Regions from separate parts of the Homo sapiens genome. Here region 2 is linked to region 1. Evidence: read pairs that join two places in POLR2A ChIA-PET (ENCODE). Cell type or tissue: A673. All regions are shown on one strand. Each heading gives the region's core, and the rest is flanking DNA. Links, peaks and the distances in the headings are about the cores only. Region 1 holds the start of LOC101928306 (a long non-coding RNA gene). Region 2 overlaps LINC01396 (long intergenic non-protein coding RNA 1396).

Region 1 (5,365 bases), core at 210-5,209:
AAAGTGCCAGGTGAAGAAGATGGGGAAAGGTGTTCAAGGCTAGGGGGATGTGAGGGTGATCTGGCTGTGACATCTGTCACCCCATTGATCGCCAAAGTTGATTCGGCTGATCTGGCTGGCTAGGCAGGTGTCCCCTTCCTCCCTCACCACTCCATATGCGTCCTTCCCAAAGCTGCACTCACGACAATCCCCGATAGAGGAGGACTGGTCTTCAGCCAAGGGTATATGAGTAGCTTTGCACCCCTGCTAGGGCCTCCAAACAAGCTCTCAAGGTGTTGAAGGCTGAGGGAATCTAGTGAGCAAAGACAAAGAGGCACATGCTTGTTGGGGCATAGAATGTTCTAGAGTGCTAGAAATTGGAACATTCTAGGGCTCTAGAGCTTAAAATATTAAGAAAAGCTTGGTGAGGGAGGAGACAAAGAGGATGGGAAAAAGCAGGTGGACCCTCAAGAGAACGTGGATGCCCGCCAACTGTAGCTGGTGTGAATGTGTGAATGGGGTGGCAGACGGGGAAGGGTGGGGGAGAAGAAAGGGACACAGGAGAGACTGAGGCACCCAGGATGGCCAAGGTGTGTGGGGCAGCTGGTATGTACCAGCACTGTTCTGGGTATTCTCTATATACACTCTCACCCAGTCCTCCCAGGGTCCCCCAATGTCCCCTTTAATAGATGGGGACCCTGGGGCATGGGGAAGATCATGAATGCACCCAGGATGCCACGGCTCAGAGCTGACAACTGAGCTAAAGAGGGGCCAGATGCCCTGCAGGCTGTCACCTCAGGCCCACCCTGCCCTTCAGCCCGGCCCAGTTTTGACCCAGCCCAGAATGAACACGCTCCTTACTTGCTTCCCAAACTCTCATCAACATCTGACAACAACAACAGCAAGAGGAGGGCCCAGAGGATCTGCTGCATGCTGCGGGCGTCGCCAAGTTCTTAATGTTACCCAGCTGTGCAGAGGTTGGCCGGGGGCCTGGCCTGGGCAACCAGCGGCGCCATGATTCACATGGACTGAACAGTACCGAGTGAGTCACTGGCGTCCCACAGCCAAGCCAGCCACTGGACTGTGAGCTGCATGTGGGCACAGAGCGTGCTCTCTGGATGCCTGGCCTGCAGTGGGTTCTTGGTGCTATTGTTGCTGGGCTCCCTCAGCCTGTTCTATTGCATCTGCTTACTTTGACCACTGGGCCTTTCTGCCCTCCAAGAGCTTCCCACTCTGGGTGTGCTTGGTGTGTCCTCTCTGGACAGCTCTGAGTGGCAAGTGGCAGGCACAACTGTATCCAGGAACTCAAGGTTGCTTCCAAGGAAGTGAAGTCAGGCAAAGCCACCCAGGAAGTTGGATCCTCAAGATAATTTGTTTACCCAGAACTCTGGGACACCAGGGCCTAGCTAATGAAGCCATCCTCTTTAGTAAGATGGGCTCCAAGGTAACCAGGTAAAGGGAACCTAGCCCCCACCTCCCTACCCCCACACACCCGACAGCCTCTCCTTTACTGCACTAGCCTGCTGGCCCCTGGGATGTTTTGCACATCACTTAAAGTGGGGCTCCAGTTGCCTTTCCCGGGGTTCCCGTCTGCACAGGGAGGCAGGGAGAGATGCACCAGGGGAGAAAAGAGGAAAATAATCCCAGTCCAGGCACTAAACCAAGATGGCCCCTGCTCAGCCAAAAAGAGCCACTCTGCAGATCCGCGCTCCAGGGCATGGACCTATCATGGCCCAGCCCTCAGTCCCTGGCTCTGCAGCCTGCTGGGCTCAGAGGCCTAAGGAAGCCTGAGGAGGTCCTGGGGCATTGAGACCCCAAGAATAGCTCAGAATGGTGAAGCTGGCACTTGCACTGACTGTTACAGGGTAATAGGAGTTTGCTTTTGTGGGGGTGGGGGCGGGGGTGTGGGGAGGGCATATGCAGAGGCTGGTGGGTAGGCAGCAGCGACCATTCTGTTGGGCAGGTAAGGACAGAGGGCATCTAGACTCTGGGACAGGGTGGAAGCTCAGTAGCCTTAGGCACAGGGCGATACCGTGTACAGTTTCAGCAGCAAGGCATGAAGGTCTTCTGCAGCATGGGCCACCAGGCAGGAAGAAGCCCAACTAGGTGGGCCAAGGAGAGGGAGGTGTGATATGGCTGCAGACCCAGATCCCAGGGAGTGCCTAGAGAGAGCCCTTTGTGCAATCCCTGCCCTCTTCCTCCTTGTCTGGTAGCAGCCCCCGTCTCTCTGCTCACAGAGGTGCGTGTGAGACCTCCTGGCTGCCTGGTGCCTCATCTCTTAGACCACAGTCTTGGGCCCAAGGGGGAGCTCGTACCCCAGGGGAGTCAACCTCATCCTTCCAGAGGATTTTCCAGGGGGGAGCAGGAGACAGAAGACCCTTTCCTCTTGAGTCAGATGTCGCTCCAGGGGCATGTCTCCCCAGTTAACTGTAGCAGAAGAAAACTAAGCCATAGTGTGCAAACAGAAGCAGGTACTCTTGTGGAGAAAATGTCACTCTGTTTCCGGCTGAGCTGGCTTTTCTGCAACGTCCAGGCTCCTTTTCCATCTTTGAGGACTTGAGCCAATAGACGTTCCTCCTGGACTTAAGCTGGTTACATTTGGCTTCTGACATCTGCAACTGAAGACACCCAACAACTCACCAAGATCCCGCCCTTGAAGGATGTGACATTGTTGTCCTCCCCAGGCCACACCCAATGTCTGGTGCCATGTTTGTTGTTTGTTTTTCTGCCCTCTAACCCCTAGATTGTAAACTTAGAAGGCAAAGCCTTACCCCCTGGGGTCCCAGGGCAAGTGTTTCTTGCATTATTAACTAATCTAGGTTTTGTGGCATATGTTAGCCCAGTCCAGCAGGGAGCATGACGTCAGGGGTTATACAAGGTAGCATCCCCCAGAATCAATGGGGGTAGCAGCATCATAGTTTAGTTTGGAGTGGCCAGGGGGTGGGGCTGACAGCTCAGAGTGGGGGCAGCACCTGTGGGGACAGGTAAAGACGGGAGAGATGAGGGGCAGACACCCACCCCACAGGAGGCAAACAATATTTGGGCATTTATTTATTTAACAAATACTTTGGAGCACCTATGATATGCCAGACACTGTTCCATGCACAAAAGATACAGCACTGAACCTTAACAGGTTCAGTCCCCACCCCTGTAAAGTTTACATCATGTAGAGGGGAAGTGATATGGTTTGGCTCTGTGTTCCCACCCAAATCTCACCTTGAATTGTAATAATCCCCACATGTCAAAGGCGGGACCAGATGGAGATAATTGAACCGTGGAAGCAAATTTGCCCATGCTGTTCTCATGATAATGAGTGAGCTCTCACAAGATCTGATGGTTTTATAAGGGGCTTCCCCCTTTGCTTGGCACTCATTCTGTCTCCTGCTGTGCTGTAAAGAGGTACCTTCCACCATGATTATAAGTTTCCTGAGGCCTCCCAAGCCATGCGGAACTGCGAGTCAATTAAACCTCTTTTCTTTATAAACTACTCAGTTTTGGGCAGTTCTTTATGGCAGCATGAGAATGGACTAATACAGTATATTGGTACCAGGAGTGGGATGCTGCTATAAAGATACCTGAAAATGTGGAAGTGACTTTGGAACTGGGTAACAGGCAGAGGTTGGAACAGTTTGGAGAGCTCAGAAGAAGACAGGAAGATGAGGGAAAGTTTGAAACATCCTACAGACTTGTTGAATGGCTTTGACCAAAATGCTGATAGTGATATGGACAATAAAGTCCAAGCTGAGGTGGTCTCAGATGGAGATGAGGAACTTATTGGGAACTTCTTAGGTGCAAAGGTGACTCTTGTTATGCTTTAGCCTAGGGACTTGGTGCCCTGCCTCTCTGCAGCTCCAGCCATGGTGAAAAGAGGCCAAGGTACAGCTCAGGACATGGCTGCAGAGGGCGAAAGCCCCAAGCCTTGGCAGCTTCTATGTGGTGTTGAGCCTGCAGGTGCACAGAAGTCAAGAATTGAAGTTTGAGAACCTCCGCCTAGATTTCAGAGGATGTAGGGAAATGCCTCCATGTCCAGACAGAAGTCTGCTGCAGAAGTGGGGCTGTCATGGAGAACCTCTGCTAGGGTAGTGTGGAAGGGAAATGTGGGGTTGGAGCCTCCACACAGAGTCCCTGCTAAGGCACTGCCTAGTGGAGCTGTGAGAAGAGGACCACCATCCTCCAGACCCCAGAATGGTAGATTCACTGACAGTTTTCACCATGTGCCTGGAAAAGCCATAGGCACTCAGCGCCAGCTTGTGAAAACAGCCAGAAAGGAGGGCTGTACCCTGCAAAGCCACAGGGGCAGAACTGCCCAAGGCCATGGGAACCCACCTTTTGCATCAGCATGACCTAGATGTAAGACCTGGAATCAAAGGAGATAATTTTGGAAATTTAAGGTTTAATGATTGCCCTATTGGAGTTCACACTTGCATGGGGCCTGTAGCCCCTTTGTTTTGGCCAATTTCTCCAATTTGGAATGGGTGTATTTACCCAAAGCCTGTACCCCCATTGTACCTAGGAAGTAACCAACTTGCTTTTGATTTTACAGGCTCATAGGTGGAGGGGACTTGTCTCAGATGAGACTTTGGACTTGCACTTTTGGGTTATTGCTGGAATGAGTTAAGACTTTGGGGGACTGTTGGAAGGACATGATTGTGTTTTGAAATGCGAGGACATGAGATTTGGTAGGGGCCGGGGTGGAATGATATGGTTTGGCTCTGTGTCCCCACTCAAATCTCACCTTGAATTAAATAATCCTCATGTGTCAAGGGCAGGACTAGGTAGAGAAGACTGAATCATGGGAGTGGCTTTTCCCAGATCTCATGAGAACTCACTCACTATCATGAGAACAGGGAGACACAATGAAAACCAAGCAAGTTAACGTATCATGTGGCAAATGATGACAAAGGCTTTGAAGACAAATGGAACTGTGCAGGAGGTGGGTTTTACATAGTGGCTGAGGGCAGATCTGACTCTCCAGGGACTCCACAACCTGTGATATGGAATGAGCACTCTTCTTCTGCCCTCACTCTGTGGGAGTGGGCTTAAAAGATTTTAGCCCCTGTTCCACCTTGGAAATGAGGAAGACATGGGTTTTTGGAGCTGACAGGAGTGAGTCCAAGCCTTGGACAAGAAATGCAGGAAGGAGATCCCTGAATGAAGTTGCAGGGGCAGGTGCTGCCAGAGCAGGACAGACCCTGCCACTCCAGGAAGCAGAGTCCAGATTGGAGCTGGGATTATTGCTGCCTCAGTTGAGAATGTAGGCCATAGATGGGCAGGGGTGGTGGCATTAGAGGGCACCAAAGTGTGAGCCCAGCTTCTCTAAGAGTCTGGGTGTAGACTCCTGTGCCCTGTCATTCAGTGACCTGACCTGGGACTACCATGCAGCCAA
Region 2 (5,365 bases), core at 289-5,288, 66 kb after region 1:
AAAACTCCGAGCCCTGAGAACTCCAGGGAGTCTTCAGCTACTGGTTGAAGATCCACGACACAGACCTGGAGAAAAACAGCGTTCTGCTTTCCGGAGACCTAGGCAGAACTTGCGCTTTTCAGGAGTTTTGGTACCTCCTTTTAACAGCGAAGTCAAAATACAAACTCTTTGTGAAAATGTTTCCTCCTTCTTGCTAAATCCTCCTCAAAGTGGGTGCAACTTGTGCGGTGGTACAGTCCGCGTGGAGTGGATTTCACCCGGCGCCAAGGCGAAATTGACAAGCCCCACTCCCGGCTTCTGCCCCCACCCCCCCCCCCTTCCCCCACTGTCTGCTCTCCCTACCGTCCCAGGCCCGGGCTTCCTTGTGTCTTTAAATTTGGAAGGGGGTGAGCAGGACCAGGATCAGCAGGAGAAGAGAGCCCCAGCCTCCCCCCTCGCTTTCAAATGGCCCAAATTAATGTGATCGCGACGTGAGGGTGCACTTGGGAAGATGAAAGGAGAGGCCGGCCGGCTCTCCTAGAGCTCTATAATTATAGATAATATATCCCATTTCAAAGCAATTAGACCAATCAGGCGTAACGAACCACTTTGCTGCTGACGAATAACAAAGGCGCACGGTTATTTAAGCCCGGAGATGTCAGGCAGACCCCGAGGCTCCAGGGTCGACCAAACGTCTTCCATTCTGGCTCTGCCCACCCCGGCGGAGGAAGGCTGGCCCTTCTCCCCTCCAGCTCTGCCCTGCGCAGCCCGCCGTGGGCCCCATCTCAGTTCCGGCAGGGGGTGGGAGGGAATGCGAGGAAGATAACTGACTTGTATTGAGTTGGGTGTCAGGCCCCTTGTCAGAGGTTTCACAAACTTTATCTCTTTATAATCCTCTCTACTCTGTACTCTGGGAGGTAGGTATTATTGTCAGATTTCCCCCCGCTCCCCCTCAGATGAAAGAACAGAATCAGAGAGGTTAAGTGTCTTGCTCAGGGTCACACAGCTAGTTAGTAGTGGCATCAGGATCTGTTCGCAGGTGGGTCTGAACGCCTGGAATCCACTCCCTTCATTCCTGGGTGCAGCCTCTCTCGGGGCGCTTTCAAAAGAGGAAATGCACTAAAATATAGCGAGTAGGGACGATGGCTTACGCCTGTAATCCCAGTACTTTGAAAGTCGGGAAGATCGCTTGAGCCCAGGAGTTCAATACCAGCTTGGGCAAAATAGAGGGACCTCGCCTGTACCAAAAAATAATAATAATAAATAAAATAAAATAAAGGCCAGGCGTGGTGGCGCGCGCCAGTGGTCCCGGCTACTGGGGAGGCTGAAGCGGGAGGATCTTTTGAGCCCAGGAGGTCAAGGCTGCAGTGAGCCGCGATCGCTCCACTGCTCCAGCCTAGGTGACAAAGCAAGACCCTATCTCAAAAAAAAAAAAAAAAAAAAAACATAGGATGCTCTCATGCTCTCAGTATTTTCGTGGAACAGCCTCCCCGTCCCTCCCCCAATCCACGAAATGGGTCTTTGGGCCCGTACTCACTACTTTTCTCTTATGCTCCTCCCCCTCCCGCCCACCACCTTCTTTGGGAGTCCTGAACACTGTCGAGGTTTTCCATGAATTTAGGAAATGTCGAGGATCTCAGGTCTCTCTGAGAAGAAAACAGACCCAGGGCTACGAGCCAGGTAACCAGCCGAGGGTGGAGGGCCAATTTTTCTAAGCCTCTGTTGGTCGTCTTTGAAATGGGCGAGGACGGGCAGGAGCAATGATCAAGAGACTCCGGAAGACAGAGATGCTCCGGCCCAAGAGGCGCGGAGCCACAGAGGGTTGGGGAGGCTCCTTCCGTGGACACGGCGACAGAGAGAACGGAAGACCTCCCGAGGCCTCTGAGAGACCCAGATATGGAGTGAAACTGAAGGCAAGCTGGGGATGCCGAGAAAGGCCAGAGCTGAGGCTGGAAAGGAGGGGCGTCCAGGGAGAGAGTTTCCCCCGGAAAAGCCGCCCCTCGCCCCACCTTCGCGGGGGCAGCTGTCGGGACTCTGCGGGGCTGGGGAGCTGCCTTTCTGTGACAAGGCGGCCCGCGGACAGCCTGGTGTGTGGGAGTTGTCTCTTATTTTTCTGGGACTCAGGTTTGTCCCTGCCTTTCGGCGACATTCCTTTCCTGTATCCTTCTGTCTGCCTGTCTGTCTGCCTCTGAATCTCTGCGCCTAAGGCGGTCTCCCCTCCGAGCGTCTCTCTTGGTCTCTGTGGGTAGGTCTCGCAGCCTCTGTCTCTTCCGCTCTCTGCACTGCTTCTCGAGGCGCGTGGCTCGGTCTCTCTTCCCCTCCCTACCGCTCAGTCGTTTTCTCTGGAAATCTCTTTCTCCTCCCCCGCCCCTCCGCCCAAGTTGAAGTCTGAATCACTGCTGTCAAGTCGCTGAGAAGCTGCTGTGACTCCAGCAAGTTCTTCCTGGAGGCAGTCTGCGATTTCTGGAGCAGCCGGCGCACCTTCGTGAGAAGCAGTAAAGCGCCGGGTCGGCCCAGGCAGGAGAGGGAACTTCCGCCGGCAGCTTATCTCCGCGCCTCCCTTTTCACTTCTGGACCGCGCGCTGCACAATGCACTACCTTCCCCCAGGCAGTCCTGAGGACCCAGGAGCAGTGGCCCCAGGCCGCAGCAGGCCGGGCTGAGCTAGAGAGAGCCAGCCTATAGTGATTCATCCCTGCCGTCCTAGAACACGAGGATGGGAACTGGAGTGTGCGAGCGGGGCAATGCAGAGCATCTCCAGGAGGGGGAAAGGGTCACCGGGAACCCGCAGGCAGCCCACCGCTGGAGGCAGCAGGCAGCGTCTGTTTTCTGGAGGGGCAGCTGGCACAGCTCAGGGCACCCAGGCTGGACCCCAGCACGTTCTCTTTTGGCTGCTGGCTCCCTGTCTTCAGGGCTGGAAGAGCCACAGCCCCTGCCACCTGGAGTTTCTGCCCTCTTCCCTCTTGCGCTTACCGCCCAGACCTCAGCCGGCCCAGGATAGGCAGCAGCAGGCCTACGCCCTGTATCTTTGGGCCTGACTTTCCTCGCCCTTGAGTGAGATGGAGGGGTGTTCACCTTACCGGAGGGCCTTTCTGGGTAGAGAACAGAGGTCCAGAGGAGACGGTGACTGGGAAGCCTCCCACATGCAGTAAGTGCTCAATCAGTGCTCGCTGAGTACGAAGAGAGGAAGGGGAGAGTCCATTGAGTTTGCCTTTCAGTGGGGAAAGTTGGGGAGGTGGAGAACCAATGACCCAGGGTCCCTGTGACCTCGGTGACACCTGGACAAGGTTCTTCCTCCCTTGCCTCTTTCCCCCAGCCACCGCCTCTTGCTCACCACAGCCCCCACCCCAACCTGGGTTTGCTATGGAGAATAGGGCAGTCCTTCCCCACCCCGGGGTGGGGTGTGGGTGCTGTGTGACCCTTTTTGGTCCTTGCACTTTTCTGAGCCAGGGTCACTGACACAGCTGAGACCAAGCTGAGGGACTGGGGAGGGGAGGGGAGGGGCGGGATGTTCATGCTCACTCCTCCGCAGGCCTTCCTTTAGGCCCAGGAGAACAAAACAAAACAAACACAAAACAAAACAAAAAAAACACCGGGGTTGCAAGAAACTAGACATTTGGCGCAACATCCATCCTCCATAGAAAGGGACACTGAGGCCCAAACGGGAGTCATTTTCCCGGAGGTCTCTGAGCCAGAAACTGGCAGAACTGATACTAAGTGCAGGTTTTGCAGCCCCCACTTGGTGCTTATCCTTCCCCGTCCCCAGGAAGGTCAAGATACCTGGGGCATTCCCCAGCCTCTCTAAGCAGAAGCCACCTGTGCCATGTGGCCTGCACCTTCGCGACCTCGCAGAGGGCCATGCCCATTCGTGAGGACTGGGGTGCAAAAGGCTGTAAAGTGTGGGGCACCCTGCAGCACTCTGGCCCGGTAGGTTCAGAGAGCATCTCTTCTGCTCTCTGGTGTGGGAGGAGGCGCCCGAGTTCAGTTCTTGGAGCAGGGGGCGCCTGGAGAAAACCTACTTTGACTACGTGCTCCTCTTACTTGCTGGGTGCTTCACATGCACCGCCAAAGTTAATTCTCATGACAGTCCAGAGGTGACCACCCCACTTTTCAGATGAGAAAGTGGACACCCCGGGAGTTGAAGTGGCGAGGTCCTGGCAGCGCAGCTGTGCATAGGGACCACCAGGACTGGAACCCATAGGTGCCATTGCGTGGTTTCCCGTATACCACGGGCTGGAGGGGGGCTCTGGTTGTAGGCCTTCTAGCCTCTGCATGAGGTGGGTTGGCCCTGGGGCCTGCAAACGTCTCAGACTTTGGTTTTCCCTGTACCACGAAGGTCAGGGAGGTTTGAACTTCTTGGGCCCCCCAGGTCTAGAGTGTTCGCAGGTCCCCTGGGCACGCAGAAGGGGCAGGACAGTGATTCCCTGAGAAGCCCTACCCTCCACCTCACCCCACTGGGCTCTGCGGGAGGGGGTGGGGGTGCCAGCCTCCACCTCTGACCTCAGCTAGTGACCATCCCCAGATCCCAGTTGCTGCATCTGTGTAATGGACCTGCTAAGCCCCATTCTGTCTTCCTCCTTGAAGTTGGGTGAGGAGGATCTGAGTCCGAGGAGTCTGGAAAATCAAGGAGCTGAATACCAGGATGGGAAAGACTATTACTTGTTAATAATAGCACGTATTAAACAATTACTGTTGCCAAGCGTTGTTCTGAGTTCTCAGCATGTCTTCATTTACTTCATCTTCACAGCAACTCTATTTTTATCCCTAGGTTATGCAGGAGAAACTGGAGTTAAACAGTTTATACGAGCAAAAAGGAGCATAAAACAAGACGTCTCCTGGCGCTCGGGATTTTCAGGGATGAGTCCCACTTCGGAGACTCCCTGCTGTGGACTTCCTGATGAGGAAAGGCAGGGAAGGCTGCTTCTCGCTGCCCCAGTGCCAATCCCTGTGTGTGGCCATGGGGTGGCTCCTCAGAGTGAGCCCATATGGGTCCCTGAGACCAGTACAAAGCCTGACATAAAGAGGGGACCTCAGAGGGGGATGAATGGCTGACTACCAGGCAGTCAACCCTTCATCAACCAGGCTGGGCTCCTAACCCAGAGCACCCCAAACATATGGGCAGCTGCACCCGGGTGGTGGGTAAGGCCTGAGGGCAGAGCCTGGGGGTTAGGGTTGGGGACAATCCATTGGAGTGTTGGTCCCAGGTTTCTTGAATGACATTTTAAAAAGAAAGCTGAAGTCACCCCTCTTCGGTAGCTTATTCTCCTGTGTTTAAATTTCCTTTTTTTTTTTTTTTTTCCAGACAGGGTCTCACTCTGTTGGCCAGGCTGGAGTGCAGTGGCACAATCTCAGCTCACTGCATCCTCAACCTCTTGGACTCAAGCGACC

What was found. Peaks named below come from ENCODE experiments on the same cell type or tissue, not always from the same donor. Only the 100,000 strongest peaks of a DNase experiment are listed, where the experiment ranks them.
Region 2: POLR2A ChIA-PET joins it to region 1 with 16 read pairs; 3 of 35 experiments call an interaction of 5 or more read pairs at or near these places.

Annotation. Positions count from the first base shown.
Region 1 is chr4:4,915,745-4,921,109 of GRCh38, reverse strand. LOC101928306 (a long non-coding RNA gene) reads right to left here and starts at 302. Exons shown (of 3, transcript NR_125893.1): 1 at 1-302. It also overlaps the pseudogene RN7SKP113. In A673, for the core only: no CTCF peak of the experiment used is centred there; no DNase peak of the experiment used is centred there.
Region 2 is chr4:4,850,083-4,855,447 of GRCh38, reverse strand. It overlaps LINC01396 (long intergenic non-protein coding RNA 1396), which reads right to left. Exons shown (of 4, transcript NR_125765.1): 4 at 4,621-4,741. Among named protein-coding and RNA genes, the nearest start is that of MSX1, 6.9 kb to the left of the region's middle. RefSeq lists enhancers at 1,364-2,320, 2,237-2,326, 2,321-3,278. In A673, for the core only: a CTCF peak has its summit at 2,771; a DNase peak (open chromatin) is centred at 2,357; H3K4me3 peaks cover 1,099 bases; H3K27me3 peaks cover 863 bases.